Regions from separate parts of the Mus musculus genome. Here region 1 is linked to region 2. Evidence: chromatin loops called from intact Hi-C (ENCODE). Cell type or tissue: left cerebral cortex. All regions are shown on one strand. Links, peaks and the distances in the headings refer to the core of each region. The heading gives the core; the rest is flanking DNA.

The links. Peaks named below come from ENCODE experiments on the same cell type or tissue, not always from the same donor. Only the 100,000 strongest peaks of a DNase experiment are listed, where the experiment ranks them.
Region 1: it touches region 2 in a loop (2.4-fold over the local background); 1 of 42 quality-filtered maps calls a loop at or near these places.

Annotation. Positions count from the first base shown.
Region 1 is chr9:58,738,018-58,753,878 of GRCm38, reverse strand. It overlaps Rec114 (REC114 meiotic recombination protein), which reads left to right and starts at 12,320. Exons shown (of 6, transcript NM_028598.1): 1 at 12,320-12,492. The coding sequence starts at 12,337. It also overlaps the pseudogene Gm21183. In left cerebral cortex, for the core only: no CTCF peak of the experiment used is centred there; DNase peaks (open chromatin) are centred at 12,003 and 13,839.
Region 2 is chr9:58,570,825-58,586,707 of GRCm38, reverse strand. Nptn (neuroplastin) reads right to left here and starts at 4,468. Exons shown (of 9, transcript NM_001357751.1): 1 at 4,182-4,468. The coding sequence starts at 4,272. In left cerebral cortex, for the core only: CTCF peaks have their summits at 5,940 (motif pointing left) and 7,826 (motif pointing left); DNase peaks (open chromatin) are centred at 5,750 and 7,839; H3K4me3 peaks cover 161 bases; H3K27ac peaks cover 426 bases.

The sequences.
Region 1 (15,861 bases), core at 10,862-15,861, 160 kb before region 2:
TTTCCCATTGTGTTTGGCTCAGACTGAAGCTATTTATTTTCCTTTTTAGCAGTTTTGGCAATTTTCCAGAGCCTATTTCAACCCACTAATGGAAATGGGGGAATCCAAAAACACTCACTAATGTGCCACCTGTGGACAGCTGAGACCCATGGCAAACTTTTCAAAGTGCTTTTTGTATGATTGCTTTGCCCAAATAAGGTCTTTACATTTGGATGAAATGTGAAATTCCTCTACCATCCTGGCTTTTTTTTTTTCCGTTCTTTTTCTACCATTCTGCCATTTTAAGGACTGAAAAATATAATTAAGGAAAATGCTAAAATGTTGCCAGAGAAGCTTTCTTTTTTAATGCAAAGAAAAGCTCCTTTTCAATGCTTGCTAGCTGGAAAATAGTTCTGTCTCGTGCCATGTTTGGAAATAAATTCCAAATGTAACAAAGACTTAAATGTAAAACTGAAATGAAAGGCTATGAAAAATGAAAATAGTCAACAAAATTTAAGACATTAAAAAAATCATGGTGCTGGAGAGATGTCTCAGCACTTAAGAGCTTTCTGTACAAGCAAGAGGGTCAGAGTTCGGCTAGCCAGCACCCATGTGATAGGCTAGGCATGATAACATTCGTCCCTGGGACCTGGGCACTGAGGTGGAGAGAGGATTTCTGGAGCTTGCTGGTTACCAGCTTAGCCAAAAACTGTGAGCTCCAAGTTCATTAAGAGACCTGGCCTCAAAAAAACACAGTGAAGACTGATAGAAGAAAACACCCAGAGCCTTCCTCTGACCTCTGTGCACCCTCTCACAAGCACACACACACACACACACACACCTTCCTCCCATATGCACACATCAAAAAAAATGACATAAAGAGAAGAGGTCTGACTGCATTAACAATGAACGATATCTGAGAAGGCTGTGAGGGCTGGAGGATGGGAGGAGTGCTGGGAAATGCTGTCTGCAGGACTTGACGCAATTGTTCCCCTCATGAATTCACCGCAGCCATGCTTGCCCACAAAATGGCGAGCCAGGAGGACCTGTGAACAGGGACAGCCTTTGCACTGAGTGGGTTAAAATGAAGAAAGAAGCATGAAGGTGGAGACCGGGCATGGGAAGTGTGTCTGGAGTGGTGGGAGGGGAGGGATGGGAGTGGATAGCGTCAAGATAGTGTTAACATGTACGCAGTTGTCAAAGAAATAAAAGCCATTTGAAAAATCTGAGTATCATGAGAAAACAAAACACTGGGGAAAGTGACAATATTTGTAACATAATTAATAGGTACTTAAATAGCATCCAGAATGTACGAAAACGTGCTATAAGCAAATAACAAAAACATGGAACCAATAGAAAGTGAATGAAAGGGATAAATAAGCCATTCACTCGGTGGAGGGAAGCGGTGGGAGTGGGGGGGGGATGGGGTGGAGGTGGGGGTGGGGATGGGCATGACACACAAAAGGATGCCCCTATAATGCGGTGATTAACTGAAATGATAATTAAAGGAATGCATGTCAAAAATAATAATGGGCCCTTTTTAGTTACTGTTTTGTTGCCGTGAAGAGATGCTCTGACCAAGGTAACTCTTATAGAAGAAAGTATTTTACTGTGGCTTGTTTGCAGTTTTAGGTTAGTCCACCACGGTCATCACGGCAGGAAGCACACAGGCGTGGCCCAGGAGCAGCTTCTGAGAGCTTCACATGCTGGTCTGCAGGCAGTAGGCAGAGAGGAGAGAGACGGAGACACAGTGAGAGACAGAGAGAGGTTGGGGAGAGACTGGGCCCTGGCATGAGCTTTTGAAACCTCACAGACCAATCCTAGTGACACACCTCCAACAAGGCCACGCCTCCTAATCCTTCCCAGATAGTTCTGCTAACTGGTGACTAAGCATTTAAATATGAGCCTATGGGGCCATTCTCATTCAAACTACCACAGGTCAAACCTGGAGTTTTCTATCTACACTGTGGACAAGTGTTATCCAGTGTTACTTAAATGGGAAGGTAACTTGGCAATTTCAAGTGAGATTAAAAAGTTAGCACACCAGTGCCTCACAAATACAGAAGTGGATGCTCACAGCCATCCATTGGGCTGTGCATAGGGTCCCCAATGGAGGAGCTAGAAGAAGGACCCAAGGAGCTGAAGGGGTGTGCAGCCCCATAAGAGGAACAACAATTTGAACTAGCCAGTACCCCCAGAGCTCCTAGGGACTAAACCACCAACCAAAGTGCACACATGGTGGGACTCAAGGCTTCAGCTGCATATGCAGCAGAAGATGGCCTAATCAGACATCAATGGGAGGAGAGGCCCTTTGTCCTATGAAGGCTCTATGCCCCACTGTGGGGGGATGCCAGGACCAGGAAGCAGGAGTGAGTGGGTTGGTGAGCAGGGGGAGTTGGGAGGGGGATAGGGAGAGAGTGTTTTTTGGAGGGGAAACCAGGAAAGGGGATAACATTTGAAATGTAAATAAAGGACTGGAAGACTGAGGGTTTCCACCCACCCTCTCGCTCCCCACAAATTGTAGTTCTGGTATCACTCTTGCTACTGCTTTCCATAATGAAGACTGGGTCCTATGCCTTCGCCAGACTTCTCGCTATCAGCAAAGAGTTGCTTTTGCCAAAGAGATTAAGATGTCGAGAGAGACAGACTGCGACTTGGGCTTCCTGTCTCCCATGATGGCCTGTCTCCCTGAGATGACCCTTCTGATCCTCTGTGTGATTTCTGGTATGAGCCATCATGCCCAGTTCATGCGGTGCAGGAAATAGACCCCAGGGCCTATATATGTTAGGCAAGCATGCCACCAACTAAGCCACATCTTCAGCCTGATAAGAAAACTTCGTTGACTTCAGATGCAGAAATGAGACCTGAACCACTGACTGTGTGTGTGAACCCTGGGAGCCCTGTGTTTTCCTGTATGTTGGATCCCAAGACATCGCACACAGCCACCTCACTGTCCAAACCCCAGATGATTATGTACAAGACCAGTGCCAGCCAGTACGGGGCCTTCTCGCCCAGGCTCTTCTGTCCCTGTAAGTACCAGCCACAGAGCAAGCGTTTACCTCAGAGCAACCGGCTTTTATCAAAACAACAGCCTAAATGTTGGCCCTGACTGAACCAGAACCATCAATTCTCCTAATTATCAACACACACTATGAAAATACATCCTTCTGACAATTAAAGAGAAAATGTCCTGGGGCAGTGTAAGTTTCTAAGTCTAGAACATTTTGAACATTTGAAATTTAATAACTTTTAATAAAAAAAGATACAAATTCATGTTCTAAAAATACTTTTAAGAAATAAAAAATTAACTGGAAAAAAAAGAGAAATGTAAATAAAGAAAATATCCAATTAAAAAAAAGAGAGAAACTTAAAAAAAAAAGTTAGTACACACGACCCAGCCGCTCTCCCTGATTCATATGCCAGGCAGGGATGGGCAACAGCTTAAGGAAACCTAAGTAAAAGGATAAAGCTTTGTGGTTCCCCCTCCCACTTTTCCCTTCTGTAATAGTGAGACTTAGAGAACCTTTTTTTCCTTTTCGCTTATATTTCCTGAAGCAAAGGCCAAAACATGGTCTTTCCTGCAGGATTGCAGTCATCCTGTTCCCCACTGAGGAGTGCAGCCAGGACCCCTGCAGATGCCAGCTCTGTGGAAGCTCAGCACCTTATCTAGACTGCTGAAGCTTTGGCAGCTGCAAAGCCTGGCCTATACTTTGAGCCATCTCTGGGTTACTTATAACCCTAATGCAATGAAGAGGTTATGTAAATACTGCTGTTACTATATTGTTTATAGAAAAGTCTATACATGTGTTTTAAAAACAGTTTGTATTTTTTCTCTTACTTGTATCTGTGTGTGTGTGCATGTGTGTGTGTGTGTGTGTGTGTGTGTGTGTGTGTGTGTGTGTGTGTGTGTTTTCCTGTGCCCATGAGTACAGAGGCTGAAGGATAACCTGGGTGTCATCCTAAGGAGTGCCATTTACTGTCATTTGAGATGGTCTCTCACTGGGTTGAAGTTCACCAAGTAAGTCAGACTGGCCAATGAGCTCCAGGGATCCTTTTGTCTCTGCCTCCCCAACATTGATATTACAGATACAAGGCTTCTGAACCTAGAGGTTTTTGTTTGTTGTTGTTGTTGTTGTTGTTGTTGTTGTTGTTGTTGTTGTTGCTGCTGCTGCTGTTGCTGTTGCTGCTGCTGTTGTTGCTGCTGCTGCTTTGGTTTGTTTGAATGTGTATGTTGGGCATCTAAATTCAGCTTCTAAGTTCTTGCATAGCAAGTACTTTTCTGTCTGAACCATGTCCCCAGCTCCCCATATTTTTATGTACTGTCTTGATACATAGCATTGGCTCAGATCTGTCACAAGGCCCATGCCACTGTGCACAGCATTGTAAGTGGATGCTGGTGTTTCAACATAAGTCCCTGGGCTTGCAAGGCCAGTGTTTTACTGACTGAGTCATTCTCCCCAAGTCCCAAATGCACAACTTTTTTGTGGCCACGTAATACACACTAAGTGAAAGTGCTACGGAGAGCTGATTGATCGTCACTGTTTATGGGGGTCTGCTCTGTATCATCACCACGCGTACTGGCTCGGTGAATGAACGCCAAGCTGCTGCTCCTCAGGGAGATGCAGGGTTAGCCTGTCACAAGCCCAGGTCACCAACCAGCTACTATATGATCCTGTTTCATGTGTATTTCTGTTTAGCTACATTTTTGTTTAGTAACATTTTTATTCACTTGAACTTACCTGAATGAAGTTTAACCAGCATACATATTTTTTTTTCCTGTAAAGACACACCATATTCCTGTAGTGAAAGCATGTGTAGTTCCATGCACGGGGTTTGTTTTAAAAGTGAATTCTTAATCAAAACAACAAACAACAACAACAACAACAAAAAACAGTCCCCCAAACATAGCAGAAAGCATACTGTAAAACAGACATATGCTTACAAAATGGAGGTAAAATCCTCTGTCTGACCTTCCTAGGGGACTGTAATCTCCTTGAAGGGGATTACAAGGAGCTGCCTACCTGCTGTCTAGTGTGACTGTTTCCAGAAGTCACACACTCAGGGCTGAGTGAGGACAGGCTGAGCTATATGAGCAGCAAACCCTGGGTCCTGTAAGCTCTGGGACGACGCGCCCCCAGTGTGGCAGCAGAGGCCCTGTGAACACAGGGCGCAGAAGGGTGGACTTTTATGTCTTGTGATAAAATTTATACAGCATGAGGTTCATTATTTTCAAGATTTCCATTATAATGTGCCAGGCAAAACTGTCTTCTGACCTCCAAATGCACTCTGTGGCACATATGCGCATTAACAAATAACATATAATTTTATATATACATATATAATTTTCCTGAAGGAGGGGATTTTCATTCTAAAAGTACATTGGGATGCCCTCAAAGACAAAGTGTTTCGTGCAGGCAAACAGCACAAGTATCCCTGATCACCCCCAGTGGTCGCCCTAAACCTGACCTGCCAGCTTCTCTGGGTGCTTGCTTAACTTCTGCTGGAGGTGTGGTGTGCCTTCAGTGGCTGCAGGCGAAATTATTCAAATTATCTCAACAGCGACAAAGCTCAGAATGCTGAGTCACTGTCCAACACAGAGCCTTTTCCTTCAGGGTGTGTTCATCTGTCTGAGGTGTGAATTGCAAATCTTAACCACCCCAGTCTACTATAGAGCTGGGTAAAATGATTTCTCCTGGGATGGAGCAAGGCTGAAAACAGGCAGTGTATCAAACTGGACTAGAGTTCTAGAGGGGTCTATTCACTCTGCTCCAGTATTTGACAGTGTAGGTGACACAGTTAGAAACATCCCAGATAGAACAGCTACCAGGGAAGATTTTCAGATGTTAAATTTCCACTTTCCTGTTTGCTCCGTTACATCCGGATATTAGGATAGGAAGAGTGTTAGCCATTTCCCCCAGGTTAGCCCTTTGCACATTCAAGGTGATTTAAATCATCCATTTCTTCCATATTAATATCTGCAGCCCTTCACCAAGTTGAGACCGTGCCAGGTTTTTCTAATTTCCAGGTTTCTCTGATTCCAATTCCTTCTATGCTGGTTGTGAGTCTGTGTAGTCTTTCTGTCCGGCTTCATTTTATTTCCTCTCTCTGGTTCTAACACAGCTTTGCAAAGCGTACTTCCAAATGTACCAGCCGGTGAGCACGTTTCTAACTAGCCTGTTATTCTAGGGACTTTTAATGAATGGGCAAAGTCAGTGTTAATTTCTTTTCATGTTGTGCCAATGAGCTGCAGCCTGCAAACAAGTTGGAGCTGTCTGTGTCACCCTGAAGTCCCTTCAATTACCTGCAGTAGGACAGCTGGTCCTTGCACATGAAAGGGTAGAGTAGGAATGAACATAATTGCTTTCTAGCTGTGATCATGAAGTTCCACGGGAACACCCCTCCGCACGCAGCCACCTGGGGTCTGACATTATGGAGACAGATCATTGGCTATTGTGATGAGAACAGGGTTTTATGGGAAAATCCCCCACTGCCACAGACCAATGCTCTGCGTTTCTCAAACACCCTGTGTGCTGTAGCCAGGGAACCCAGCAGGCAGAGCAGAGGTGCAGATGTCTTTGTCATCCTGCAATGCAAAGGACGTGAGGACACTGAAGCCATCATTTTCTTTGCTGACTTAGTATCCTCGGGAGAAGGGATGCCTAGAGTTCCTAGTCTGTTTTGAAAAGGACATGCCAGATTCTCAACTACTTCCCCTTCCTTCCTTCCTTCCTTCCTTCCTTCCTTCCTTCCTTCCTCCCTCCCTCCCTCCCTCCCTCCCTCCCTCCCTGCCTTTCTTCCTTCCTTCCTTCCTTCCTTTCTCCTGCCTCCCTGCCTCCCTTCCTTCTTTCTGGAAGGTCTTATGTAGTGTAGGCTGGCCTCAAATTCACTATATAATCAAATATGACTTTGAAGATCTGATCCTCCTGCCTCTATCTCCTGAGTGCTGAAATTACACCATGTGCCACCATGTCCAGTCAGTTTTTGGGGGGAATAGGGAATTCAACCCAGTGCTTTGAGCATATTAGGCAAGCCCTCCACCAAACCTTGCTCACTTCTCTATGTCTCATGTCACCTGCAAAATAGTTACACATAAAAAGAATTAAAATGACATTTAGTGAAATAAATCTTTTTCTTCCAATTTCTGTGCTTTAATTTTTCTAATAACCATTTCAGAGGAGGGCCTGCTGTAGAGAGCTAGTGTCCTAAGCAAATTAGCCATTATCTTTTTCAGAGCAGCTGTGACCTTCTACAAGCAGCCCTGGAAAGGGGCCTGGTAGATTGTGGAGATCCCCTCATGAAAGGAGGAGCAGGAAGGATGTTAGACTCTCACCTACTATCTCAATCCCTCCCTGCGGCACCTCCCAGCTTGCTGCTGTAATGTAATTCTGCCCCAGTTGCGTTTGGTCCCGTGGTCTGGAAGTGTGGGGATGCTAGAGTGTAGAGACTATGGAAAGGCAACTGGAGGGAGGGCTCCATCTCTGTAGCCATGGGGAAGTTGTCATCTATCACCGGGTGAGACTTTCCACCATGATGTGGCTGCGTTGGGATCACTCACATTTCTATGGATGTCCCTTTACCCATGATCTACAAGAAAGCATAATGAAGTCATAGGCTTACCAGCTCAAACTTTGGTCTGTCACTGGTGCCTTGTCTGAGAGGGGGGCAGTTTTGTTTTTTTGTTTTTTTGGTTTTTTTTTTTTTTTTTTTTTTGGTTTTTCGAGACAGGGTTTCTCTGTATAGCCCTGGCTGTCCTGGAACTCACTTTGTAGACCAGGCTGGCCTCGAACTCAGAAATCCACCTGCCTCCCTCCCGAGTGCTGGGATTAAAGGCGTGTGCCACCACACCCAGCAGTTTTTTTTTTTATTACATCCCCCATCCATGAGTTTATGCAATAGGGTGATTCGTTAGCTCATAGTCACCTGTCATTCAATAGTCTGGGTCACCAATTCTGCCGTGGAGGCAGCAGTTACACATGGGAGGGCCTGCAGCTCTGAGAATGGTTTTTTCCTTTCCTAACTCCTCTTTCACCATCTGCTTGTCTGCAACTGTATTAAAACTAAATCCGAAGCTCTCATTCCTGTTTGTTACCATCTCAGTGTGATTGAGAAGCAGAACCTGGGGCAGACTCAAATCCAAATAGTTCATTTGCGAGGTGATCCCAGAAAACACTGAGAGGGACGGAGAAGGGAGCTAGCCATAAAGGAATCATTACCAACCTGAGCTGCATTCCACTAGGGAATGCTGGGAGACAGGGTATTACAGGAATCTCAGCATTATCCCACCTGAGGGGTGAGGAGGATAAGAGACAAATAGATTCTTGGGACATAATCAATAACATATTACCTTCTAAAAGTAAAAGTAAAATCCTGTCTTGTCCACAGTGAACAGGGTGTGCTGCTGTCAGTTGCTCCTTATGCCTTCCTTTGTCCTCCTGTCTCAGGGTCAGAACTCTCTAGTGTGGGCACGTGATCGTCCCAAAGAGGAGCTGGGCTTTTATCCCTATCTTACGTGGGATATAAATCTTTTCTGCATATGCATGTGTGTAGGCACACATGTGTGGGGTGTGTATATTGAGCATATGTATGGGTTTCTGTGTGTGGTGGGGGCACACTTGTGTGGGGTGCATGTGTATCGGGGTTTGAAGCTGATGTCAGCTATCTTCTTCAGTAACCCTTCACTTTATCTTCAGAGACAGCTAGGCTCATGGCAGTATTTACTACTATAAGGAAGGTTTGTATGAGAATATTCATAACAACTGAAAACAAAAAGCCTGCTGGAAAATAACCCAAATGGTGAACAATAAACAGAGTGTGGGCTGAGCTTGAAGGTCAGCGGTAGATACTTCTCAGCATGCACAAGGCCCTGGCGTCCATCCCCACAGCACTGGGATAATTTTTAAAAAGGAAACTGTGACCTAGCTATACAATAGAATGTTATTTGGTACTAAAAAAGTATTGATAGAGCCCAGAAATGAAATTACACAGAACAAAAGAAGCAGATATAAGCTGGGGGCTTGGCAGTGGATGTCTGTAATACCATCCTGGGAGTTGGGGGCAGTAGAGTCAGGAGTTAAAGGCCATCTTTGGTAGAGATTAGCCTGAGCTACATGAGTTTCTGACTCAAAAAGGAAAAAAGAAATAGTAGATGTAATGGGTGTATAATGTACATGTTCACGTGTGTAAAGTCCTGGGAGAGGATGGCAGAGCTGCAGTGATCAAACTTAGACCAGGCTAGCTGTTTGTTTTGTGAGGTGGACAATAACTGGGAAGAGAAAGAAATTTAAGAGTTTCAAAAATGTTTCATATCTGTTTTTGGGTAGTTGCATGAATTATACAGGTAGTAAGATTCACCTAATTGGCTAGGTGTGGTGGTGCACACCTTTAATCCCAGAACCCAGGAAATAGAGACAGGTGGAGCTGAGAGAGTTTTGGGCTAGTCCCGTCTACATAAGGACTGGTAGTCAGTTCCAAAACAGGCAGAGCTACATAGTAAAATCCCTATCTCGAAAATAAACCCAACACAAAACACAAACTTATCTAAACATCAGAGATCTGTGCTTTTTTGTTGCATAATATTTATTAAACATTTGACTTGTATCTTTTTTCAAAAAAAAAAAAACCCCCAAAAACAAAAAAGACACTTTGGCTGTTAAAAAGATGTAATGGTTTGCTCAGTATTCTGACCCCCTCCTCCCAACCCCCATGCGCGCAAGCCTTAGAAGAAGGTAAAAACCTACTGAGTTTTACTCTCTACCATATCTCAAGCACCTTCCACAGTGCTGGGTCTCCAGGTTGCTCCAGTGACTCTCATTAATACTGTAAGTTTGTGCAAGCTCCCAGGCATTGGGCTGTGGCTTTATCATAATCTCCCTCTGCAGGCCTGGCCTGCTCTTGGCAGATGAGGGTGGCCCAAAAGCTGGATGCAGGTGTATTGTCTAGGAAGGGAGTTTGCAGGTGGGAACTCAGCAGGACTCTGGGTGTCCTTGGGCACTGACAGGATCCCAACTGTGAGCCCCATCTGTTCCTGTGAAGGGTGTCTGACAGCAGCTGCAGCCCTGGACCTGGGAGGTGAGTGCCCCTGAGACCCAATGTCAGGCTTCTGTTCCTACGCTCCCTTCCTGTAACAGGCCCATGAAAAGTCACTTTAACTCTGGACAGAAAGGATCCCACTTTACAATTTACACACATCCCAATTTACAATTCACCAAGTGTTTCCTCCCATAAGCTCTTATTTCATCTTGTCATGGTCCTGAAATGTTTAATGACCCTATTTTACAGAGAGGTTGAGTGATTTCCCCAAGGTCACACAGCGGGCAAGCCATAGACCTGGGATTCAAACCAAGCTTTTACTATTTACTACCACACTAAGCACAGTACTGCTGTGTCATTTAAGGACCAGCAGAAGCAGTTTCTAAAATCCGATCCTTTCCGTAAGCTTTCCTGGATGAACAAGACTGGTATATAACAATTTCCCCTTGCTTTTAATCCAATTTATCTTATTTGTCTTGGAGAGATTTATCTGCCTGGACCACCACTATGGATGCCAGTTGCTGATGCAAATTTCCACATTCTTCACTGCCTGCCGAGTACAATCCACACTCCTTCATGGCTGTTGTGTGCTCTTTTGCCCCAAATCCCCTCTTCTTTAAAACGGGGCTTTGCTTCCTAGAACCTATGCTGCCACCTCTCTACTCAAGCCCTGTCACACTCTACACCACAGGATGCCAATCTCCTCATCTTTCCTTAGGAAAGCCCACAGTTCTTCCATGGCTCTGCTGTCCACTGGGCATGTAACCTTAGACAAATGAGTGTGTTTGCACCATGCTTCATCTTCCTTACTAGGTCCCAGAGGCTAGATGTGCATCTGAAAATAATAGGTAACCATTTCTGTAATCAATTGCTGACTAGTATAGTTTGCTTTTGTTTTTGTTTTGTTTTGTTTTAACTTATTTACTTTGTGTATGAGTGTTCTGTTGCATGTCCACCTACATGCCAGAAGAGGGCATCAGATCCCTTTAGAGATGGTTGTGAACCGTCATGTCGGTGTTGGGAATTGAACTCAGGACCTGTGGAAGAGCAGCCAGTGCCCTTGACCACTGAGCCATCTCTCCAGCCTTAACTAGCATAGTTTTTTTTGCACACTACAGATAGTTGATGCTTTGTAGTGTACAATTATTACCACTTTCCCAAACATTCTCTAAACATTAACTGTGTAGTCTATAAACTGTTTCCATTGAGCCAGGTTTGATGGCTCTTGGCTACAATCCCAATATTCAGGAGGCTGAGGCAGACTCATCTCAAGTTTCAGATCCGCCTAGGCTACAAAATGAGGTCTTGTCTCAACACATAATAAATAAATAAATAAACCTCAATTTTAAAAACTTTAAAATTTTCTATTTCTTTTTACTTCATGTGTTTGGTTAACACAGCCTCCATCCTCTGAATGCATTGTTCTGATTTGACACAGATTGTATAAATACCAGATTCTTTATAAGTGGGGCTGACATATGAAGAGACCGTGGAGTCCACAGTTGTATTTGTGCTCTGCCATTCACTGGCTGTGCCCATTGATAAACCACATCTGCTCTCCGGAATGTATTTTGCCACCATCAGTTCTGGGGTGTGTGCTTCTTTAACTGGCTACAAGGTTGTTGGGAGGATAAATGAAATTACAGCTGTGGAAATTTTTTGCTGGCTATAAATCACGCAGAAATGTCATCTGCTTGCTGTTTGATGGGGGCACATTCTCAGATGCTTGGCCACCCCCTACCCATCTGTGCCTCTCTTCTGGTGACAAAAGGAAGGAGAATGTTCTGGGGTACGGTTGATGAGCAAATTGTCATGGTTCCAGAATTGCCCTTTCCGTTGTGCTGGATTTGAGGTAGGATGTGAAGAGACGCCATCATCTGTGATACTGCTGTGAGGACAGAGACACCCTAGAGAGCCGGTCTAGTCCCAGGGTTTAGTGGTTATGAGGAAGTTGGCCAGTTTGAGAAATCTCTCAAGGCTCAGGCAGATGAACGCTTGCGTGGGCTGCCTTGAGAGAATGTGAAGACTCCCATGATGGTGCTGAAATCTTCCAAATTGTAGGCATAATAGCCTCACTTGCAAGCAGAGTGGAGACAATCTCTCTTGGACGCCCACCATTAAAAAACAAAACAAAACAAACAAACAAACAAACAAACAAAAAACCAAACAAAAACAAAACCTAAAACCAGCGAAGACCACACTTCCGTAGTGGAATCCTCTGCTTCCGTTTTGGAGAAGCGTGAGCTTTGAGCGCCGTGCTTCCTGATTGGCTAGCTGATTGTCGTCAGCTATCACGTGGAGGCGGGCTTTCCAGGACCTTTGACAGGCATGTCTGAAGCGGGAAATGTGGCCTCCGGCCTCGGACTTCCAGGCGAAGTCTCCCAGTGGTCTCTGAAGCGCTATGGTCGCTTCATGCTCTTGGACAACGTGGGGTCCCCTGGGCCTAGCTCGGAAGCTGCTGCAGCGGGCTCGCCCACATGGAAGGTGAGGCCTGAGGGCAGGAAGGATGGGCAGCTGCCAGATCCCCAGGGGAGGAGGGGCAGACCCTGTCCAGCAGCCACATAGGGCCTGTGCAAGGACTGGAGGGAATGACTTCTAACCCAGGAACTTTGTGTCTGAGTAGGAGTAGGAGGTATAGTTGTAACTCATTTCGTTTTCAAAATAATTATCCAAGGGTAAGATAAACACTCATATATTCAACAATTATTGATTGAACATGGATTGCATGCTAGACACAGTTCAGTATGCTAGAGATGATTTCGCATGGAGCAAGTTCCAAGTGGTCTGTGCTGTTATGAATGGTTTTGTTTGCTTTCTTACGGTATTGGGGATCTAAGTGCCCTATCCCAGAGCTATGTCCTTCGACCCACTGATCCTAGTTTTCTGAGGGCATAGTATTTACCCAGATAGCCATGTAAATTGTAGCACGGATAATTAAATCATTCACAGCTAAATTGTCATGCACTTTGGTAGTCAAGCACCTACACAAGACTAAAGTTGAATTCTACCTGTTTTTATTTTGGTACAAGGGTTGGACTGAGGCCTCCTTGTGTGCTAAGCATGTGTTTTACCACTGAGCAACACTGCCAGCCCCTAAATCTAGCACTGATGTTGGATTTCCATGTTCTTGGTTAAGCTCTTAGCTTTTCTGAGCCTTGTTTATTGTAAAAATAGAAATGTTATGTTTAAATAATTGTGATAGAGACAAAACAGGTGTAAAATAATGATCTTACTTCATAGTGTCCTCTGTGGTTTTTAATGTGTTCTTGGATAGCTGTGGGTAAGATAAAATAGAGAAATGAAGGTGTAACATGTGAAAGGCTCCAAATCTGAGGAAACCCTAGCAGGTCTGGTAGAGAGAGAAACCAAAAGGTTGGTGCTTAGGGAACCCAGGGAGTGATGGTAATTGGTGAGGATGTCTGGACAGGAAGATGGGTGTCTTGTGAATATTATTTTAGAAGCCTATAGGGAAAGCCATAGGAAAGGTTTTAATCATTCTCTTCTTTGATAAATCACGCTGTCTTTATAGATGGAATTAGAGGACAGTATCAGTGAGTTCGGGAAGACAGAAGATAATGACACCTCGGGCCTGTTGGGAGGTGACACTGTAGATGGGGAATGGGACGGATAATGTGGAGGATAGAAATAAAAGGGCTTGGTGATTGATGGAATGTGAGAGGCGAGGGCAGAGCCATTCACTTTCTGGCAGAAGCAACTGAAGGGAAACAGGATGCAGTGGAGGGAAAACAGATCAGAGACGTCAGATTCGCTTGTGTCGAGTTTAACATGTGTGAGGAAAAGCCGGTTGTACTCAGCTGAGTGGAAATGTTCCGGATTCAGCCGGTCTGGGCTGGAGGTGTGAAGGCATGAGTCAGCCTCGGGGAGGTGATACAGTCATGAGGTTAGTGGAGAGTCCATGGCCTAGTCCCAGGGTAGTGCAGCAACTGTACGTCACCTAGAAGTGCCAGAACCTGGCAGATTGACAAGGGCCAGAGAATTGCAAAGTACCTGGGAGAATGAAGGGTCACTAGTGCTAGAGGGAGTTCTCTCAAGAGGGAGAGAGAATGCTTGCTTAAAGTTTGTGGAGTGGTACTGTCAAGTATAGGAAAGTAATGGCGGTGGCCATTGTATTTGGCTGTGTGAAGGTTATCCGTGGTCATTAGAAAGAGGGGTTTGAGTGAGGGAGGGGTGTAGAAGCCAGACTGATGTGGATTGAGAAGTAACTGAGGTGAACATGAGTCTGAGCCAGGCGCACCGTTGTGAGAGCCTCGGCTGAGAATGTGGATAGAAATAGAGTGTTGTGAATTATTCATAACATTCTGGAATATTAGCGTAAAGGGTGCTCTAAAACTTGAAATCAATCTATTTAGGCCCATTTTAAAAATCATTAAATACTTTGTTGTGCTCTTGTGGAACTCTGTATCCTAAATAAGATATAGGGCAAAAATGCAAACTGGAGTGAGGAGAAGTTAAGTGCCGGCGTGACGGATCTATAATTGGATCTTATAGAAAGCCAGGGATGTTAAAGGACACGTTTGACTTCCAAGACTGCTCCAGGAGGCTCCCTGATAATTTCTCCTAACCACTCTTTAATCCTTTTCAACCCTTTTCTCTGTGTTGGGTGCGCTGGCTCAGACTTGTGTAGGTAATTCTTAGATTGCAGCCCAGAGCATGGCCATTTTGGCCATTTTAAGAAGTCAACCATTATTACAGTTTTTACCTTTCCTTTGCAAAGCTCCTCATAATTGCTTGTAAGGAACAGCACTTTTCAGCGGCTTTCAAATGCTTGACACAGCACCATGGCCACAGTGGCAAGAGATGTGGTTGGCGTCTGCACAGCTTTTGAAAACTGGACATTTGTACCTTGCTTTGAATCTCTGCCCAGCCGTCCTGCCTGCTGTGGTCAGCTTCAGCCTAGGTCTGTCATGTTTTCCTTTTAAATGAAAGAGAAGTAAGATTCGTTCTGTTTTATAGGCACCATGACTATTGTATAAAAATCCAAGTCCCATGTGAATTTCTTTAAAAAAAAAAACACTTGGCTTGGTCCCTATAATAAAACTATGTGTTAGGTGAAATGCAGAACTTTATTATAATAAGATAGTTCTGGTAGATTTTTTTCTCCTATGGCATGTTTCAAATTCAACTGTTAATAAACCTATTTTGATTTTTTAAGTCCCCCCACCCCCAGAAATTATGGAGAGTCTCTACTCTCTTGGTTCCATATGTGTAGATATTTTGCCCCAGAGAAGATGCTAATCACAGTGGCCACACACGGACAGAACTGTCCATTTAAGAGAAAGATAAACCAACACTCGGGAGGCAGAGGCAGGCGGATTTCTGAGTTCGAGGCCAGCCTGCTCTACAAAGTGAGTTCCAGGACAGCCAGGGCTATACAGAGAAACCCTGTCTCGAAAAGCCAGAGAGAGAGAGAGAGAGAGAGAGAGAGAGAGAGAGAGAGAGAGAGAGAGAAATAGCACAAGACTTCTCTGACTGGAAGTCCCAGCTGAGAGGAAAGGCCACGTTAAGGTCAACAGAGGTTCAACCCGCTGATTCTAGTTATGTCTCTGAATTGTTATTATATGTCATACAATTTGGAAGCAAATAAACTTTTTGTAAGAGTGACCAAACAAACAAACAAACAGAAATGCCAAAATAAAACCCCAAACTCACCCCAGTTTATAGCTATGCCACTCAGGCTTTGGTGTTCTCTGTTGTCCTGTAGGGATTTTGTTAAAATGCAAATTCTTCCTCCGTCAGAACAGACTGGTGTGGGAAGTGGATCCTGTCATCATAGAGAGCTCCCCGGTGACCCCGGTATTGGCTTAGGGACTAAGCTTTGAGAGAAGGGGTTTG
Region 2 (15,883 bases), core at 4,944-9,943:
GATATGCAGGATATCCAATATGTGACTCCCCTGGGGAAAGGGTTGTTTCGGTCGCAGCCCACAAACCGCTGCCTTAGAGCCTACAAGGAAATGTTTTACAGCAAAACCATATTGAAAAAGCAAAAAATTTCTTGTAAGTCTAATTTTTCAAGATTTCACAGGAAATCAGATCTACAATGAAATCAGATCTTAATTTGTGGCAAGTAAATTAACTGTGGAGCACATCATTTTCTGTTAAAACTTTGGCATACTCATAGGTTAAGCTCTGTGTTTACATACGCACGCACACGCACACGCACACACACACACACACTCAAACCTGTCTCTCAACATGGACTCAATAACTAGAAGACGAGCCAAGAAATAGGCTCTATTGTAGTTAGATGACCTTTCCTACTAGACCCCTGACAAATATGTGCAAAGAGATTAAAGACGTACAGTCTCCTTAGGAAAAACTTTATTTATTCAAAGGTAGGTTCTTTATTCTAGTCAAATAATATTTTAACTATGTTTAAATCTGTTGCTTGACATTTTGTCATACATGTGATGCCACGGCTATCACTCATAAGATTTTATCTTTCTGATACTTATTTCAGTTCTCTAAGTAGAAAGATAGTCTAAAGCAAACTGCCAAACAACTTAACAGCACTTGACAAAAAGACTCATAAACCACCTAGTGCAGATACTAGCACTGTTGTAAGCATAATGTTCACAGCTAAGAATCACCTAAGCAAAATGGTTTCTTCAAATTCAGCTGTTAACAATAAAACTCATTAGATTCTCTACTTGCCCCTACAGTATTAATTATCTAATGTAATAAGTCTCAGAAGAACATACTACATTTTCACATTCCATCCCACATTCATTCGTTCAGCTAACACCTGTAAACCTCATCTTCCAGGTACTACATTCTACTTCTCTTACAACAACGGTATTCTATAAAAAGGCTACACCTGACCCTTATGAAAATGTACTCATTTGCAGGCATGGTCAGGAGAAAAGAATACCATGAAATCTCCCAGACAATCAAACAGAATATAAACTTCCTCACCAGAATTTCAATTGCAGCAAAATGGTTGGCACAAATCTCTGTAAGGGACCTTCAAATGACCTATTATTAACTTGTATTCATGATGACAGAAGCTTTAATAAATGCTTAATACACATAAGAAGAAAAGCAATCATGCTACTTTTTAATAATAGTTATGGCTAACACTAAGACTTGCAATAGTATCAAAATGAAATCCAACTAGACTCATTACCTCATTTAATCCTTACATCATCCCTATGGGACTAACTGTAATCCCCATTTCACAGATCAAACTAAGGCCTGCCTTACTCAAGGTCACTTAGCTGTAGAGAATTAGAATTCAAACCCAATCCTTGGGAAGACAAAGCTCAATGGTCCCATGCTTGCCTAGTATGTACAAAGGTTGGAGCCCTAGTATCTACACACACACACTCTCTCTCTCACCTTTCTCTCCCTCCCACCACTCTCTATACACACACACACACACACACACACACACACACACAAAACAAAATACCAGTTCTATCTGTGTCCAAAGCCTGTGCTCTAGATCATGAGCTTGGTTTAATGTTCAATTTTAACCTAAAACCTTTGAATACCTTAAAATTTTTATGTTTTATATGAAACTGTGACCTTACAAGTCTGAATATTTATATGAAAAGTAAAATGTACTTGAATTCCTATGGTAATGGATCGTATTCCTTTTGGAATTAAAAAGAAATGCTGCTGGCCATCTATACCAAATTCTTCACTTAAGGAATAACAAAAACAGAAGCTTTTTCAAAAACTTCTACATGCCTAATCTAAACTGCCACATTTTCAATCCAGAAACAGTGACTCTACAACTGATTTTCCAAAGCATTATTTTTATTATCAGTATGTCTAATAGTTAAATACTATGTGGTATATAACATGGTATCTCATTTCACTGTTTAAAAAAGTAAAAACACTTGAGGACACAAAATGAGACTATTACAGGACTACAATCAACAGAAACCTTAAATATCACTGAGGCACGTTACAGAAAGCTTTAAAATGGCATCCTTAACCATATAAACTGGGAAGTAACCATTTCTTTCATGAATTCAATTTACATTCATTTAGCTCAACTATGGGTTCATAGTCACTTTACTAGCCCTGTCATGTGACTAAATCCAAGCTCATTTCAAGGGAAAGGCTGTACTATGCTGTATTTAGAACATATTATCACTAAGAGCAGATGAGTCTTTGTAGGCCTATCCAAAAACCTTGCCTTAGTTGCTAAGAAACTACAATTTACCATATTATAAATCATCAGAAATAACTTATGCCAGCAGAGATTAAGTATCTAAGATCAAGAATCTCTCATCTATAGTGCAAAATGAAACTGTTATTTCCACAAATAACTGAAATCAGAATTAAACTCACATTGTTATCACATCTATGATAAATAACACATATTTATATACATAGATACCAAGCATAGAGGGAGCAAATCAGGCTAACTTTACCCTTTCCCTTCTACAGCTTCATACTTGAAGGAAAAGGGGGTGGAAGTGTCCATATCCTTAGGATATTCAATGTAAGAAACAAATGTTTCCTTTCTGGCTCATGAAGTAATAAAGCCATGGGGCATAAAATTCCCTTGTAAAGGGAATATTTGATAAAGTGACTTTTTTTCCAATACTAAATGTGATACATTATTACTGTATCCGCTAGCATTTTAAGCTCAGTTTGTCTTCAAAATACTCAACTCCACTGGCTCTGACTGATTTTTGTTTTAATGAAAGCCACTTCAAATTGTTTTAGCATAACAACGAAGAAATTCAGAGATTAAAACTAATGACTAATGTATGGCTCCCTATCCCTAACCAACTTCTCATTAATTTTTTTCATGTTTAAAATAGAAATCTTTAAACCTCCTAATAGTTGTTTCCACAATAGCTGAATTAGGTTCATTATCCCTTTAGGTTTGTATCTGAATGTGCGGTTCAACAACGGACTGTGACAATTCCAACAGAATCTGTCATGTTTAGCTCCCCAAGCCTATTATCTTTCACCATCTTCTCTAAAGAGCTTCAGTTCGCAACCCAATTCTCACTTCCACTGTACCTTAAACCCAACCCAGAGACCACATTCATATTCCTCAGAAATAACATCTTTGCAATCTTGAAACTTTCAGTTCTAAAAGCCCACTTCCTCCATCTCCCCTGCCACCATCTCTCATTGCCCTCAATCCCACCACTGCAGATGTGGCTGTGTCCCAGCCCTCCCCAAAGGCCGAACTAGCATCATAAAGCATTTGCCACAACTCGTCCCCTCCCTAATGTATCCGCCGCGCTACAAAGCAACATTACACCCCCGACTTCCTGCATTTTACTCTCTTCCCTTATTTTTCCGTCTTCCCCCACTCCCACCACTATACCCAGGCACCCTTTACTTCCCTGATATTTCTTCTACCTCGGTTTTAAAGCTTTCCCCGCATCCTCTGCTCATTTTCCTCTCCTTATTTAGAAACTCCCTTTTGCTTTCCCAACCGCTACCCTAGAATGCCCAGCACTCCACCCTCCTTGGCAAAACCCAATCCTCTTCCCCCAGCTCGTTTGGAGACACTGCTGCTTCTCTTCTCCAGGTCCCCCTACTGCAGTCAACCCACTCCATCTTTCCACCCACCTTCCCTCTACCCCCAAATCCAAGGTTTCCCGAATCGCTCACTAACCCCTCTCCTTGAGAGACTCAAGCAGTCTGCTGCCTCTAGGTATTCTACGGGATCCTTTTGACCCCAGCTTCCCCCCTCCTCCCATTTTGCAGAATGTCACCCGGGTTCCAGGGCCCCAGTAGAATCCCGGGTGTCAGCGCCCGCGGAGCCCGGTTCTCTCGCCGACACCACCCCTCCGCCAGCTCGAACTCGAACGCCTGTCTCCCGCCGCTTTCTCCAGAGCCGCCCCCGCTACTCCAGCTCCCGGTGCGCGATGAGCCCTACGCCGCGGACCTGTCTACAGAGCCCCGGGCTCGCACCAAAGCGACGCCTCCACCTCTCCGCGAAGCACCTCCTCGCCTCAGCCGGGTCGCCCGCTGCCGGCTCCGGCATCCCCCTCAGGCCTGGGCCCGGCCCCTCTGGTTGCCAGAGCCGGGCGCCCCCGCCCGACCCGCCCCCGGCCCCTCGGCTTACCGTTCTGAGCAGCGCCTGGCCCTGGAAGGAGCGAGCCAGAGACCAGCAAGAGCGAGAGGGCCAGGGCGCCGGGGAGCGACGAGCCCGACATCCTCCCTAGCCGGAGAGCGCGCAGCGAATGGGCCGGGGCCGGGGCCGGGGAAAGGGAGGGGAGGGAGGGAGGGGGCGGGCGAGCGCGCGCGCGAGGGAGTGAACGAGGGAGGCAGCCGCGGCCGAGCTCCGTCCTTCCCTGTCCTCCTCCTACCGCCGCAGCGTCCAAGCCTCGCGAGACCTCCGCTGGCGGCCGTGGGCGGGCCAGGAGCACCGGCGGCAAGGCTCGCGAGAAGAGGCCCTCTTCCCCCCCCTCCCCAAGTCCCCGCCCCTGCAGAGGCTGATTGGCCAAGCACAAGGGCGGTCACGTGCGAAGGGCGCTTTTGGCCACGTGACGGGGCGAGGCGGGGACTCCACCCGCTCCTTCTCCCACGGGGGAAGACGGCGGAGTACAGTTCTCACTTCTATGGGATCCTAGCGCTCAGAAATTAGAGGAAGCATTGAGAAAACAATGCTCCCCCCACCCATCCTGCCTTTCATGCGTTACTGCTCGAAGCTTCAGAAATGGATACCCTAGACCCTGCTTTTGAGCTTCCTATTAGTACCCCTTATCAAAACCCTGCTTTTCCTTCTGGACTTTGACCAGAGACCCCTAGAGGTATCTGGCCACAACCTCTCTGCCTCGTGGATTTTTTTTTCCCTTCCAGGCAGTGTTAACGATCGCTGTGCTTCCTTGCACGGACATCTGTTCCCTCAGCCTTCAAGTGTCCTCCTTTTCCTCCCTACCTGTGCCCTCCCCACCCCTCTTTGGCCTTATTTTAGCTTCACAAGCTCTGAGGGCCTGAAGAGCTAGCCTGTGCAGGGCTACAGATCCAATTCTACAAGGAAGTCACAGTGTGTCCAGTAATAGGCAGAACCTTTGGTAGAGGAAACCCGTAAGAAAATAGTTTCCACTCAGTTCACTGTTCAGCCTGGTGTATCAGAGATGACCCACAGGAAAGGGGCAATCAAAAAGGAGTTTAGCCATGTTGCATAGAAAGTTGAGAAATGCCTTCTTTTGCGGTGAGAGAGTACTGGGGAGATGTCATAGTCCTTAAAAATGCTTGATACACAAACGTGAAGACCTGAGTTTCCCCAGCATAAAACAGAAAAGGATGGCCACCAGAGCCAACGCTGTAATCTGAGTCTGGAGAAGAGAAGAGCTCTCTGGTTTGCTAACTAGTCTGCCTAGCCGATCGATGAGGTCTAGGCTCAGTGAGGGACCCTACCTCAAAAACTGAGTATTCTCCAAAAAAAAAAAAAAAAGAAAGAAAGAAAGAAAGAAAAAGAATAGTTAAGGGAGATACCCGAAGGCAACTTCTGGCCTCCCAGTGCGGGCACACAGGCTCTCGAACACAAACACAGATTTGGGGGAGTTGGCTTGTTTGTTTTCCCTGAACCACCCTCAGCACTTGTGGTTAGCAAAGGAGTGTTTTCTGTGGCTTAGCTCATCTATGAGTCACAACAGACATCCTCGGGTGTCTCTGTGGCTTACAAGTGAGAAAGGGTAAACTGGCCTGCTGACCTGACTATATTCAAAGGGTTAGAGAATCTGGAGTAAAGAGGAGGCAGAGGGGGGCTGGTGAGATGGCTTCAGTGGGTAAGAGCACCCGACTGCTCTTCCGAAGGTCTGGAGTTCAAATCCCAGCAACCACATGGTGGCTCACAACCATCCATAACGAGATCTGGCGCCCTCTTCTGGAGTGTTTGAAGACAGCTACAGTGTACTTACATATAATAAATAAATAAATCTTAAAAAAAAAAAAAAAAAAAAAAAAAAGGAGGAGGCAGAGGCAGTTGGATTTCTGAGTTCGAGGCCAACCTGGTCTACAAAGTGAGTTCCAGGACAGCCAGGGCTAAACAGAGAAACCCTGTCTCAAAAAACCGAAAAAAAAAAAAAAAGAAAGAAAGAAAGGAAGGAAGAAAGAAAGAAACCATCACAAACTCTCCAGAACTCTCCAGCTTTCCCAGGAACTAGACAACTATCTGCTATCTGCTATAGACTGTGCTTTGCAGCAAGGGCTGGGGCTCTATCTCTGGGGTATGTTCACAGAAGAAAAGCTGTGTCCTAACAAACCTACGTATTTACACTCGCAACGAGAAATCCTTATAAAAGTATCATTCACAGATGGGGAAACTGAGGCTAAGAGATGGCAGGTTTTGCTCAGGATCTCCAAGCATAACTGTGGATGGCAGACAGTCGGGTTCTCTTGCTTCTAGGCTTATTTTAGAAGCACATCTCCTTGCCCTCTTTAAGTTGAGAGTGGCCTGTGGCTGTCTCAGCCAATGAAATTTGAGAAGTGGCACGCATCATTTTCCAAGTGAAGCATTCATTCATTTCCAGGGTTTCAGACTCTTTGGTCTTGGTAATAGTGAGTAATGGCTATGATAGTGAAAATACATGTCAACAGGAAAGGGATGACCACTTGGATCCTCGAGTTAGCACAATAAGCTGAACCCTCTTGTCACCCACACAGAACTGATAATATTGCTATTGAGACTCAAGGATGTCTGCTCTTTTCTACTTTTAGAAATTTTTATTTTATGTGTATGAATGTGTTCCTTGCATGTATGTTTGTGTTCTGTGTGTGTTGTAATGCCTGTAAAGTCTACAAGGGGATGTTGGAACCCCTGGAACTGGAGTTATCAATGGTTGTGAGCATCTATGTGGGTGCTGAGACTGAACTTGGGTCCACTGCAAGAGCAGTAAATGTTCTCAATAACTGAGCTGCCTCTTCAGCCCTCCGGGGTTGTTCTTATAGCACAATCTGAACTAGTCTGGATAAGAAATTATAAAATCCAAATCCACCCCCGCCCGCATCGCTAGTATCTATGCATCTTCGCCCCAGTGACCTAATAATTTCTCTTGACAAATTATCTGTCAAATAGGGACAATGATCATTGCAGCTTTGAAAGACTGTAAGAAGAAAAAGTGCATAAGTTTATGTGCAATATTTTGAACAATTTCTGTTGTGTTACACGCACTTCAATGTTGATCATGACACTACTACAGCTCAGACTCCAGCCTACATTTTCTCTCCCTAATGTTACAATATCATGATTGCAAAAGCTGACTCAGGAGCAATCTTTTACCTATGGGTGGTACCATTCAAAGCACTAAATTATAAAGAACCCTTTTTACCTAGGGAAAACATCAGCAGGTCCCCACATGACATAAGAGTACTATTAGTTTCTTCCTGCTGTTAAGACACACAACTAAAATCTCCTATTGATGTGGGAACCTCTTTAAAGGAATTTAGAAATCGAGGGTTGGGGGTTATTGTTGTTTTACGGCTTACCAGACATAGTAGCTTATATGTACACCAATACTTAGGAGGCTGAGGCAGGAGAGTCACTACAAGTTCCAGGTCAGGCTAGGATATATAGATCCAGACCATCAGCCTATGCTACAGAGAACAAAGTCCTGTCTTAAAACCAAACTGATTATTATTTACATACACTAAGAAAACTCCGAATGCAGATGTGTCCAAGGATTGTTAAGCTCCTTGTGATGCACCAGAAGAGCCCTAGGGGTCCTCAGAGCTCAGGCTGAAACACTTTCCTGGCCTCCAGCGAATCCCTTGGAGGTCTTCTTTCCAGTGTTGGTAGCACCCCCTGGTGGTAAGGCCTGTAATTCCCAAATGGAAAGTCCTCCCTTGGTTTGGTTTGATGTATTCAATTGGCCCTTGGAAGATTGGTCAAAACGACAGAGTTGTAGGATTCCTAGAGATGCTCTTGAACTTCCTAATGGTTTCCTGTCTTCATCCTACAAAGATCTCTGCACCTTTAAGCTCCTTCAGTAATATATATTGCCCCACTCATCTTGACTGCCGTCATTTGAATCTGAGCAAAGCAATATCCTTGGGCAAACTCCACACTCAGGGTCGGCTAAGGTTAGAATAATGTTTGTTCCCTGGACAGTAGCATGGGATGCTTCTCGTTTTTTAGAGAGAACTTTGGGTACCGTATCCACTTTGATGACTGACTAATATAGGGATGAGGATGAAGCAGACCAGCCTAACAGCCGGTTTATGCTCTCTATGACTGGAGTTGGATCTTAGGGGCTAATCCTTGCCCAGATTTGGAAATAATTGAATAAAAGTCATGAATATGCCTATAGAAATTATAGCATCCCTCTTATAAAGTTTATATTGGATAACCTCCAGTAGTCGGCTAGCCAGACTAGCTTGGGAACAAATTGCTCCTAAATGCTGCGTGTACGCACAGACACAGGGAACAGCAGTGAGTGAACACGCTGTTTCCCAGTACTACTGGGAAATGTAGGATGGGGGGGGGGGCAAGACTAGACATTCACATGCCCTCTCTAAGTGGCAGGTCTCAAACTTGCTTAATTCCTTCCCACAATGGCTCACCCGAAACCTCACTCTTGAGCCCTCAAGGGAGAGGCGCGAGTAAAGAGAAGCTGAGAAAGTTACAATAATGAAATGGTTCTCTGTGGCTACACATTAGAACCAACTGGGAAGCATGAATAAAACGCAGCACTAAAAGAGAGATGCTCACCACCCAGCCTCTGGAGGTTTCAATTCCATCGTCTGGGGTGGGGCCCAGTTTATGTAGATACATAGCAATCTCTAATGTGCTGTTGAGTAAATGCTCTGCATTTCCAGCTTTGATGAACCTTAGAACAACCAGAGAACTATGAAACAATTCCAATCCTGGGGCAGGGGCAATAGCTGAGCGGGTAAGAGTGCTTGCTGCACAAACATAAGGATCTGAGTTCAAATCCCCCACATCCACATAAAATGCCAGATGTTGTATGCATGTGTGCCTGTAACCTTGTGGGTGACAGAGACAGGAGGATCTCTAGGACTTTCTTGCTGCCATCCTTGCTCTAGTTTCAATTCAAGGCTCTGACTCAGGAGACTAAGACTGAGAGTGATCGAATAGGACATCAATATCCTCCCCTAGCTTTTGCACATGCACACTACATGCAAATATACCATGTATACACATAAATGAATAAATAAATAATAAAATATTATCTATGTCTTTTTTAAAAGTTTCCATCTCTAGACCTTATCAATTAAATCAGAATCTTGGAGGGAAGTGTAATGTTAAATCTCTCCAGTTGTGGCTGGAGAAATGGCTCGGTAGTTAAGAGCTTTGGCTGCTCTTGCAGAAGATTTGGATTCTGTTCCCAGCACCCACATGGTGCCTCAAAGCCATCTGTGTTTCAAGTTCTTTTTTGTTTTTGTTTTTGTTTTTGTTTTTCGAGACAGGGTTTCTCTGTGTAGCCCTGGCTGTCCTGGAACTCACTCTGTAGACCAGGCTGGCCTCGAACTCAGAAATCCGCCTGCCTCTGCCTCCCGAGTGTTGGGATTAAAGGCGTGCGCCACCACTGCCCAGTATAAATAGCTGTTTTTTAAAGACTCTAATTGATTCCAATTCATAGTCAAAATTGAAAATAGATGTTCATATGGATTTGTGTTATCTTTCAAATATTTTATGCAGTGCTAAAATATTTATGTCAGGGCTTGACACATGCTAGGAAAATGTCCTATCAATGAGCAGTAGCTCCAGCCCCAGCCCCAGTCCCAGACCCTGTTGCTTGAAACTTCTATAGAATTACATGGAGAACAGTTCAAAGATGGATTGTTGGGCCTTGCTTCCTGAGCCTGGGAATAGGACCTGAGCATGCACAACAAGTTTCTCAGGGTCGTTGATACTGCTGGGATTGCAGATTTAAGCCATCATGCCTGATGTGTGCCACTGAGAACCAAATCTCAGGCATTGAGTGGGATCACAATACTTTTTAGCAAGAGTAAGTTGGTGCACATGTTTTTCTTTAGATACCTTTTCTGTTATGGATGTGTAGTAACAATTTTGTCATTTTAGTTTCTATTTAAAATCACAGAAATGGTCTGGTGAGATGGCTCAGTGGGTAAGAGCACCCGACTGCTCTTCTGAAGGTCAGGAGTTCAAATCCCAGCAACCACATGGTGGCTCACAACCATCCGTAATGAGATCTGACTCCCTCTTCCGGAGTGTCTGAGGACGGCTACAGTGTACTTATAATAAATAAATAAATAAATAAATAAATAAATAAATAAACTTTAAAAAAACCACTTGGAAAAAAATTAAAGCCACAGAAATATTATAAGAATATGTTTTAATTTTAATTCCAGGTGTGGGATATAGGGCTGTTTCAGATTGTCCACAGCAGCTATGATTTGCCTCATGCTCTAACAGAGGTGTGATTTTTGCCAGCAGTAGATAGTTTCTGAGATTGTGTGATGTTTGGAATTCTGGGAACTTTTCAGAGGGTATATAAATGCTAGGGCCCTGAGAGAAAGTATGGGTTGTTGGTTGCATTTGTTAAGTAGTCATGCATAAAGAGGAAAGAAGAAGAAAAAGAAGAAGAAGAGGAGGAGGAGGGGAAGGGGAAGAACGGGAAGGAGGGAAGGGGAAGAAGGGGAAAGGGAAGGGGAAGAAGGGGAAGAAGAAGAAGAAGGAGAAGGAGAAGGAGAAGGAGAAGGAGAAGGAGAAGGAGGAGAAATTAGATATCCTGATGGTGAAGATCGAACCTACCTCAAGCAACTTGATGCCCCTACTCAGAAGGAAGTCGTATAATAATAACATCATCCCCTTTACTTTCTATCCTTTTTCTTCTCCTCTCTAGTGTTAGAGTGTTGAAAAGGTGAAAAAAAGTGAATATAGGCTGAAGGGTGGGAGAAAGAAGAACTCACAAAGTAGTAAAGACCAGCTACAGGGATGGGTACCTGAGCCTTAGTTTGTATTTGCCTTGAAATAGCCTTATTTCTTTGCCATTTTTAAAGATAGCTTTACTGGGTATAACAATCTCAGTTGGTACAGATTTACTTTCAGGGTTTTAAACATATTGTTCCATGCTTTCTTAGCTTTTTGGTTGCCAATAAGAGAAATAATATTGCTCTAATATGCCAGTCTTTGTATAGGAATTGACTTTTTTCCTTATGGCTTTTAATACTTTTGCCATGAATGTTTGATATTTTGATTATAAGAAGTCATGGAGGCTGGTGAGATGGCTCAGTGGGTAAGAGCACCCGACTGCTCTTCCGAAGGTCTGAAGTTCAAATCCCAGCAACCACATGGTGGCTCACAACCACCCAAAATGAGATCTGATGCCCTCTTCTGGTGTGTTTGAAGACAGCTACAGTGTACTTACATTAAATAGATAGATAGATAGATAGATAGATAGATAGATAGATAGATAGATAGATAAATAGATAGATAAAAAAATAAATAAAATTTAAAAAAAAAAGAAGTCATGGAGCCGGGCAGTGGTGGCACACACCTTTAATCCCAGCACTTGGGAGGCAGGGGCAGGCGGATTTCTGAGTTGGAGGCCAGCATGGTCTACAAAGTGAGTTCCAGGACAGCCAGGGCTACACAGAGAAACCCTGTCTTGAAAAACCAAAAAAAAAAAAAAAAAGAAGAAGAAGTCATGGAGTGGTTCTTCTCTGGTTATGTATATGGAACCCTAAATTCTTCTTGTGTTTAGGTGTCTATTCTCTAGATTTTGAAGGTTTTCATTGTTTGGTTGTTTTTCGCTATGATTTCATGAAAAGGATTCACTATACCATGGGAATTTTGTTTTTCTTTCTCTCAGCTCTTCCTTCTATCTCATGGATTATTAAGTTTGGTCTCTTGGTTGTGTTACAGAGTTCTTGGGTGTTGTAGTCGTGTCTTTCTCTGTGTAGCCCTGGCTGTCCTGGAACTCACTCTGTAGGCCAGGCTGGCCTCGAACTCAGAAATCCACCTGCCTCTGCCTCCCAAGTGCTGGGATTAAAGGCGTGCGCCACCACTGCCCAGCCGTCATGTCCATTTTTTTAGTTTTGTTTTGTTTCATTTCAATTCTCTTGAGACAACCTCTTATGAAGTCCAGGCTGAGCTAGAACTCACTTCATAGCTGAGGATACTTCAAACTCCCCATCTTCCTGTATCCAATCTCTAATTGGCATTATAGACCAGTGACTATAGCATTCTTCGTTATTGATGTTTGAATGTGGTATTTCTCTGACCTTGTCTTCCAGCCCTGGTCTTTTCCACTCAGGTAGCTAGTGTTCTGACTGAAGGTATCGCCTGAGTGTGTTGGGAGTGGGGTGGAATGCAATGGCCACACTGCAATCTCTATAACAGTGGACCTTCCTCCATGCTTTCAAAACCCCCCGACCGTCAATCACCTGCTAGATCCATGCAGCTGTGGATATCAGGTAGCCCATTGCAGCTTCTGAATTTTCAGGTTCTACAGCAGGGAACAGCAGATGGGGACTCTAGGGGCTGATCCACCTGCTGACCTAGGCTTAGGACCATCAAACTCCAAGCTCACTGTGACTTGATGACATCCCTTCCTGGCCTCAATAGCCACTATTTCTTATGTACGTCACTGATTGATCCAAGCTCCTTGTGACCATTCCCTTGGCCTTCCCTCTCTTTACAACTGCTTTCCATAGCTGTCTTTCAGCTTGGCATTTCAGCAAGTTAAGTTCAGGCTCCCCAACTTACAGGTGTTTCCTAGTCTCAGGACAAGAGGCCAGCTCAATTTTAAATAACAGTCTCTCTATCAAGATGACCCTGATCACTGCCCTCCAGGACCTGCTGAGTGACAAAATAGGATTCTGATCCATCTGTTGGGGCAGACCCTGGATCTAAGGTTTTATGAGGACTGTGGGCTTTTTCTATGAGGCAGGACTTCCTGTCAGTTTTCCCTGAGGCCCACTTATTTTACTTTGTGTGGCTGTGGTTGGATGTCTTGGTTTACATCTTTTTGGTACATCACCTGCTGCTTTTTCTATATTTTCCAGGTATCCCATTACCTTTGCTATTCTTTTCTTTTTTTAAAAAAAAGAAGATTTATTTATTTATTTTATGTATGTGAGTACACTGTAGCTGTCTTCAGACACACCAGAAGAGGGCATCAGATCCCATCACAGATGGTTGTAGCCACCATGTGGTTGCTGGGAATTGAACTCAGGACCTTTGGAAGAGCAGTCAGTGCTCTTAACCACCGAGTCATCTCTTCAGCCCTGGAACAAACTTTTTTTTAAAAAATATTTATTTATTTATTTATTTATTTATTATATGTAAGTACGCTGTAGCTGTCTTCAGACACTCCAGAAGATGGCATCAGATTTTGTTACGAATGGTTGTAAGCCACCATGAACAAACTTTTATGTTTATTATTATTCTAACTCTCCTTTATTGGGCTGCAGGGAGGCAGCTTCTAGTCCTCTGCCTTTCCTGGAAGTCAGCCCTCTTTAGATTTAGGTTTCTGTGTCTGGCGTGATAGCTCAGAGGATAAAAGCACTGCTGCCTCACCCGACAACCTAGGTTCATTCCCCAGAACCCAGAGGTGAGAGGAGAGGACCCAATTCTGCAAGTTGTCCTCTGTCCCCCCACACCCTGCCACACACACACACATAATGGGCCACACCTGTGCCCACACACAGGCACACAAAATAAATGCAAATGTGAATTAGCTTGACTAGCCTTCACGTTTCTTTTCATTTATTCTGTTCAATACTGCTGGGATCTTTTAATCTGAAAATTAATGTCTAGTACTCAAGATGGATCCTGACATTCTGTGTTCTTTGTTTTCTTTCTGAAATGTTTGATTTTTCTGAATTTGTTCTCTATTTTATCTTTTATCTCATAATTCTCATCTCTTTAATTTTTTAAAATTTATTCTAAGAGAATTCCTTTACCTGCCAATTCTTCTATGACATTTCTAACTTCAGCAATTATACTTAAAATTTAAGGGTAATTTTTTTCACGCCATTGCTGTTCTTTTATCATAAAATTTGTACCATTTTATGGATATGCTACCACTTTAAAATCATTCTAGAACTAGAAAGTGTAAAAGGTTTTTTGTTTTGCATATTTTTTTTTCTGATTTCCACATTCTTTTTTTTTTTTTTTTTTTTTTGAGACAGGGTTTCTCTGTGTAGCCCTGGCTGTCCTGGAACTTTGTAGACCAGGCTGGCCTTGAACTCAGAAATCTGCCTGCCTCTGCCTCCCAAGTGCTGGGATTAAGGCATGCACCACCACACCTGGCTGCTTTCCACATTCTTTATTTCTCTTGGGCTAGAAGCTTTTTGTTTTTTTGTTTTTCTAAGATTTATTTATTTATTTACTTATTTATTTATTTATTTATTATAGGTAAGTACACTGTAGCTGTCTTCAGACACACCAGAAGAGGGCATTAGATCTCATTACAGATGGTTGTGAGCCACCATGTGGTTGCTGGGATTTGAACTCAGGACCTTCAGAAGAACAGTCAGTGCTCTTAACCCTGAGCATCCTCTCCAGCCTGGGCTAGAAGTTTTTTAAAAATGTTTTAACGTGATGTTTTTCTTATATTTGTCTGTGTAGCAGTCTACTTTTGCTGTCTTATATTTATAAAAGAGTAATCATATTGATTTGCCTGCATTGATAGATGCATTCCCTATATGTTCCATGAATATAGGTCTATATTTCTTTCTCTTTTTGTCTTCTATTTTTCTATCTTATGTTACCATAAAGAAAATGCTGCCCAGAGGTTCCGTGAACCAGAATTGTTATTTCTCAAAGAATGGCACTGGGGTTGAATGGTGGTGGTATAAGGCGTGGCTCCAGGGTCTGAGGAAGATGACTACACAGTTCAAAGGGAAAATGTTTTATTTCTGCAGAGCAGTTCATGCCACACTTTATGCAAGCAAGCAAGCAAGCAAGCACACAAGGGTCCTCTGGAGTTTTACTGCTAATGAGAAATGTCCTGTGCCTCTGAGTAGTCAAAGCTTGGCTTACACTCTTATGTGACTGACTAATACAGCACAGTGCAGATTCTAGGAAAAGGGGAAGGAAGCCTGTTCTGATTCCAAGAGCTGAACCTGGAGAGATCTGAATTTCTGCAAAGTCGCTTCTTCACAGATCTACTGTTATTTTTTATATATGCGCACCATGTGAATGCCTGCTGCCTGTGAAGGCCAGAAGAGGGTGACTGATTCTCTAGAATCGGAGTTGCAGAGAGTTGTGGGTGCTGAGAACCGAATCAGGTCCTTGGCAAGAACAACAATGTTAACTTCTGATCCACCTCTCCAGGCTGCTACAATTGTTTAAAATGGAACCCTGTCTTATTTACTTCTGTGAAAGAAAAGACTGCATCTGCGTAAACTTCCCACAGGCAATGCCTTAGGAAGGAGGAGGCTTTGTTCTGATACTTATCCATTGTGATGAGTAACATTGTCAGTGTTGGGTAAGCATGTCTGTGGGGGAGGAGGAGAAAGGTAATTGTTGTTGCAAGATTCAGCCTGCTGTGAACAGCACCCTAGGCAAGGTGCCCTGGATTGTATGCATTCTACATTTGGAGAAATCTAGTTGAACACAAGAAGGGAAGGAATAGGTGGGCATGCATTTATTCTCTCTCTGCTCCTGGATATGATATGACTAGCTAGCTCAAGTTCCCACATTGACTGCCTTACACTGATGGACTATTGCCTGAGATTGTAAAACAAACAAGCCCTCTTGTACATAAATTGCTTTTTGACTGGATATTGTATCACAGCAACAGAAATGAAGTCAGGACACCCACCTAGAAACCTTTAGTTTTTTTCTTAATGCCATCTGCTTGAGTTCTGTGTGAGAAAAGGTAACAA